Linked DNA regions of Homo sapiens: region 2 is linked to region 1. Evidence: chromatin loops called from intact Hi-C (ENCODE). Cell type or tissue: CD4-positive, alpha-beta T cell. All regions are shown on one strand. Links, peaks and the distances in the headings refer to the core of each region. The heading gives the core; the rest is flanking DNA.

Region 1 (2,908 bases), core at 248-2,747:
CTCCCAAAGTGCTGGGATTACAGGCATGAGCCACCAGGCCCGGCCTGAAAGTTGCTCTATTTTTACTCTCATTCCATGGACTAGGAAGCTGAGGCACAGACAGATGAAGTGACCTGCCCAAGACTACACCAGCATGGTATAGCTTGAAACCTGGGCGTTCTGACTGTAGAGACCATGTTTTGAGACAGGGTCTCACTCTGTCACTCAGGCTGGAGTGCAATGGTGTGATCACGGCTCACTGCAGCCTCCTTGTCCTGAGCTCAAGTGATCCTCCCACCTCAGCCTCCCAAGTTGCTAGGACTATAGGTGTGCACCACCACAGCCTGCTAATTTTATTTATTTATTTATGTATTCATTTATTTATTTAATTTGGAGGTGGAGTCTCACTTTGTCACCCAGGCTGGAGTGCAGCAGCGCAATCTTGGCTCACTGCAACCTCTGCCTCCCAGGTTCAAGCGATTCTCCTGCCTCAGCCTCCCGAGTAGCTGGGAGTATAAGCATCTGCCATCATGCCCGGCTAATTTTTGTATTTTTAGCAGAGACGGGGTTTCATCATGTTGGCCAGGCTGGTCTTCAACTCCTGACCTCAGGTAATCCACCCTCCTGGGCCTCCCAAAGTGCTGGGATTACAGGCGTAAGCCACTGAACCCAGCTGAGGCCATGATGCTGCATCCAGGAAAAACAGAGATGAATAAAGAATGGAGAAATGAAGGGAAGAAGAAATGAAAGAATGGGAAAATGAAAGAAAAGAGAACAAACAAGTATTTTTCTTCATTTTCTTTTTAATGGAATAGTTGGCATGTAATACTTGTAGCACACGAGTTATAAAACATACTAATAGAATGAACACTTTTGAACTCACCACCAATATAAGACTATAATAGAAAGTTATCGGCCGGGTGCAGTGGCTCACTCCTGTAATCCTAGCACTTTGGGAGCCTGAGGCAGGCGCATCACGAGGTCAGGAGATCGAGACCATCCTGACCAATATGGTGAAACCCCATCTCTACTAAAATACAAAAAATTAGCTGGGCGTGGTGGCGTGCGCCTGTAGTCTCAGCTACTCGGTAGGCTGAGGCAGGGTAATCGCTTGAACCCGTAAGGCGGAGGTTGCAGTGAATCGAGATCACGCCACTGCACTCCAGCCTGGCGACAGAGCAAGACTCTGTCTCAAAAAAATAAAAAAGTTACCAATAACTTCCATCTACTTATGCCAGCAGGCCTCTGCCCAAGTTGTACATTGAACACACCTGGGGAATTTTGGAAAACACTGATACTCTCAGATGGGATTTGGGGTTTGGTTTGGGCATCTGGATTTTTTAAAGGTATCTGGATTTTTTCTTCTTTTTTTTGAGACAGTGTCTGGCTCTGTCACCCAGGCTGGAGTGCAGTGGCACAGTCATGGCTCACGGCAGCCTCGATCTCCTGGGCTCAACTGATCCTCCCGCCTCAGTCTCCCGAGTAGCTGGGACCACAAGTCCCACCATGCCCGGTTAAGTTTAAAAAATTTTTTAGAGACAGGAGTCCCTCTGTGTTGCCCAGGCTGGTATCTGGTGATTCTCACGCGCAGCCAGGTTTGAGGACCACTGACTTACATTCTCTTCCCCCTGGTTTCCACCTTCACCTTCACGTGATGGTAACCACCATCCTGAAATACGTGTAGTGCATGGACGGATTCTTTGCCTCCATGCTTCCCTATTTCAAGGAGCAGCGACGTTTGCTATTTATCTCCCGCTGGCCACGACGGGGCACCAGAGAAAAACACAGGCTCCCTACGCGCTGAAGGAGGCTTGGCCCTTGCGACGCTCCGTCGTCGGGCTCGTTGCCGGTGCAAACAGGGAGGAAACAGCCGGCGTTGCTGTAGCGCGTCTGGGAATTACACCGGGGGACTGGCCGGCCCGCTTCGTGCCTGCGGGAAGTCGGGCCGGGGGACTCTTCGGAAACTCCGAGCCTCAGAGAAATGTGAGTCGGAGGGTTGGACTAGGCCGGATCCGGCGTTAGGGCGGGGGCCCGCAGGCGGCCCGCGCGGGCGGGAACCGGGGCGGCAGTCAGCGGGCGCGAGCTCAGGGCGCCTCCGGGGTCCTCACTGCGCTCCCCACGCGCTGTGACCCCATTTGTTGCACGTGCATGTTCAGGTCGAGAGAGGGATGCGACGTGTTCGGGGAGCAGCCCACCTTGTGGGTGGCCAATCCGGGACGGGAATCTTAAACTTTTAACTCTTGGTGCAAAGACTGATCCACTGGCGGCTTTACGGGAGCGGGAAAAAAGTATGTGAAGCTTGCCACGGTCTCGAGACCGAGGTCACACGTTAGCAGCCTGCCGGCTACATTTGGACCATAGACGCAGAGTGTTTGCCCCCAAAACTGGAGGACCTCCAGAATGAGATTCTTGGCGTGCACCAGGCCTTTTCGCTCATTCAGCCGGCGTTCCTACCCAGGCACTGCATCGACCCTACACTTGAGGACAGCTTTTGGGTCAGGGGAATTGGTGCCTGGAGTGAGACTGCTCTCTGCTTTCAAGGCTCCAGCTGTATCCCTACATTGCTCAGGCAATTCCTCTCTCTAGGTCTCAGCTTCTTCATCTGCAAGATGAAAGGTCTGTCCTCCATGGTAGCCCAACATACTTCCGAGTGTTATTATCAGTCCCCTCCCCGGGGACTGCCAGAGCCAGGGCAGGTTGGTCCCAACAGGCAGCCCCTTGCAGCAGAGAGAGCCTGGGCTCTGGTCTCAGACGGACATGAATTAGGAACCCAGCTTGTTTATCTCCTTTACTTCCTGGCTCTGTGATCCTGAGCAAATCACTTTGTAATGCTTAACGTTGTTTTTACTAACCTTGTTTTTTAATGCCTTACCTTGTTTTTACTAACCTTGCTTTTAGACTCTTTTTTTCCCCTTAATCACCTAGCCTT
Region 2 (2,908 bases), core at 312-2,811, 120 kb after region 1:
TTCTCCTTGCCAGGCTTGTCACTTCAGCTATTAGTATTTCGAGACCTTTAGTCCATTGCCCTGATTCATTTATAGAGAAAAATTAATAGCTCTATCGAGAAAAGGAACAACTTTATTATAAATAAGACAGTCAGCTGGGTGTGGTGGCTCACGCCTATAATGCCAGCACTTTGGGAGGCTGAGGTGGGTGGATCACGAGGTCAGGAGACCGAGACCATCCTGACTAACACGGTGAAACCCCATCTCTACTAAAAATACAAAAAATTAGCCGGGTGTGGTGGCGGGCGCCTGTAGTCCCAGCTACTCAGGAGGCTGAGGCAGGAGAATGCTGTGAACCTGGGAGGCGGAGCTTGCAGTGAGCCGAGATTGCACCACTGCACTCCAGCCTGGGTGACAGAGCGAGACTCCATCTCAAAAAATAAAAAATAAAAATAAAAATTAGTGTCAAGGATTTTAATTTTTTTACTCATATTGGTCCATTGTGATGGACTGCACTGAATTGTATTCTTTGCTTCAAGTTATAGAGAGCCTGTAAATGACCTGCGTACTTAGTGGCTCCAGAAGCTGTCATTGATGTCTTGTCTTTCAACAGTATCTCCTTATAACATACATCAGCCTTTCTTACCACCTGTTTCTTGGAGGTTGTCTTTGCTCATCATTGGAATGCTGGCAGATTTTACTCCAGGGTAGATTCTTGGCCCTCCTGCCCTGTTCTTTGGTAAAAATCATGGCAAAGCCTTGCAAGTGTGTAGGAATAGGAAGAACACCTGGAATTTCTAGCATTTCTCTTCTTTTTTTTTTTTGAGACGGAATCTCGCTCTGTAGCCCAGGCTGGAGTGCAGTGGCGCGATCTTGGTTCACTGCAAGCTCCACCTCCCGGGTTCACGCCATTCTCCTGCCTCAGCCTCCCGAGTAGCTGGGACTACAGGCGCCCACCACCGCGCCCGGCTAATTTTTTTTTTTGTATTTTTAGTAGAGATGGGGTTTCACCATGGTCTCGATCTCCTGACCTCGTGATCCGCCCGCCTCGGCCTCCCAAAGTGCTGGGATTACAGGCGTGAGCCAGTGCGCCCGGCCGCATTTCTCTTCTTGAAGGGTAACTTTTAGATTTCTGAATCTTTAGGAACTTACAGGAATGGTAGGTAAGAAAATAATCCTAAACAGGGCTGCTGTGGTAGTTTAAAACTTCAGAAAGCCAAATTCTACATGTTTCAGAGGAAAGTGGAGAAAAATGTTATGTTAACTGGAGGGAAAATCAACTTCCTGAGGAAGTGGAGTCTAGCAACCTCTTTCGGTTTCACAGAGTAGTTCAATAAATAGGAAGCACTTGCCAGCACACAAACCTTTTACAGTCAAGTTGCTCGTTGAATGGATGGAATTGACATTCCCTGCCCTTTGCCTAGAATAGGTGGTTACCCACATTTGCTTGGCAGTGCTTAAGCCCATCTTCCCAGGTTCATCTTTCTCTTACTGTTAGGAACCTGACTGGAACCCTGAATCAGGTTTGACTTTTATCCCCCTCCAATCCTCTTATTCTCTTGCTTTCTGTTCACTTTCTTTCTTGATTTTTTGAGATGGGGTCTCACTCTGTTGCCCAGGCTGGAATAGTGCTATCTCGGCTCATGGCAACCTCTGCCTCCCAGGTTCAAGCAATTCTTCTGCCTCAGCCTCCCCAGTAGCTAGGATTACAGGCGTGTGCCACCATGCCGAGCTAATTTTTGTATTTATAGTGGAGATGGGGTTTCACCATATTGGCCAGGCTGGTCTCGAACTCCTGACCTTAACTCATCCACCCGCCTCGGCCTCCCAAAATGCTGGGATTACAGGCATGAGTGAGCCACTGTGCCCGGCCATCTGTTCACTTTCTTAATGTCTAGACATATTTTATATCAAGGTAAAATAACACTCTAATATTTAATAAAATAAGTAATGGGCTTACACTTGTTTTTTCTTTCTTTTTTTTTTTTTTTCCATACAGTATCTCGCTCTGTTGCCCAGGCTGGAGTGCAGTGGTGCAATCTTGGCTCTCTGCAGCCTCCACCTCCTGGCCTCAAGCAATCCTCCCACCTCAGCCTCCTGAGTAGCTAGGACTAGAGCGAGCCACCATAGCCAGCTACTTTCTGTATTTTTTGTGGAGACAGGGTTTTGCCATGCTGCCCAGGCTGGTCTCAAACTCCTGAGCGCAAGTGATCACCCGCCTCAGCCTCCCAAAGTGCTGGGATTACTGGCATGAGCCACCTCACCCGGCTAGGGGCTTACATTTTATTTCTTCTTATTTTCTCTTTTTTTTTTTTTTAACCCAGGGTTTTTAAGAACCCTGTTAACCCCTGCTTATGTTGTGTTGATAGTGCCAAGGGTAATCTGTTTTAAACCTTTGTCTGCCCTTCAGGCTCCGGATTTCTATGTGCAGATGAAATGGGAATTCACCAGCTGGGGTGAGTGGCTGTGGGCTCGTTATTTATTTCTCTTTCTAAATTTACTTAGCCCGCATGTAGGTTTATTTTTCCTTTGTAAAAGTTACATGTATTTTTTTTTAGTCAAGGAAATACATAGTGAAGAATAAGGAAAAATAATCACTGATAGTCCCAGTTAAACACAACTGTTAATGCTTTGGGTGTTTTTCATCCGGTCTTCCCCGCCATGCATAGGACTTTTCCTCCCAGGCATTCATGAAGGTAGTATATAGACAATTTCATTTCCTCCTTTTGTCATTTATAGCCGACATCTATATTATTAGTTTTAAAATGTCACTTTATTTTTATTTTTTATTTTATTTTTATTTTTATTTTTTTGAGACAGAGTCTCACTCTGTTGTCCAGGCTGGAGTGCAGTGGCATGACCTTGGCTCACTGTAATCCTCATCTCCCAGATTCAAGCGATTCTCATGCCTCAGCTTCCTGAGTAGCTG

What was found. A loop is a pair of places that touch in the nucleus more often than their neighbours do. Peaks named below come from ENCODE experiments on the same cell type or tissue, not always from the same donor. Only the 100,000 strongest peaks of a DNase experiment are listed, where the experiment ranks them.
Region 2: a loop joins it to region 1, with 2.4 times the contacts of the local background. A loop is called at or near these places in 4 of 110 quality-filtered maps.

Annotation. Positions count from the first base shown.
Region 1 is chr12:109,898,465-109,901,372 of GRCh38, forward strand. TCHP (trichoplein keratin filament binding) reads left to right here and starts at 1,810. Exons shown (of 13, transcript NM_001143852.2): 1 at 1,810-1,962. RefSeq lists enhancers at 1,533-2,373, 2,374-2,908 and a silencer at 2,031-2,140. In CD4-positive, alpha-beta T cell, for the core only: no CTCF peak of the experiment used is centred there; a DNase peak (open chromatin) is centred at 1,797; H3K4me3 peaks cover 1,479 bases; H3K27ac peaks cover 718 bases.
Region 2 is chr12:110,013,999-110,016,906 of GRCh38, forward strand. ANKRD13A (ankyrin repeat domain 13A) reads left to right here. Exons shown (of 15, transcript NM_033121.2): 4 at 2,390-2,435. Among named protein-coding and RNA genes, the nearest start is that of ANKRD13A, 16 kb to the left of the region's middle. In CD4-positive, alpha-beta T cell, for the core only: a CTCF peak has its summit at 1,353; a DNase peak (open chromatin) is centred at 1,293; H3K27ac peaks cover 615 bases.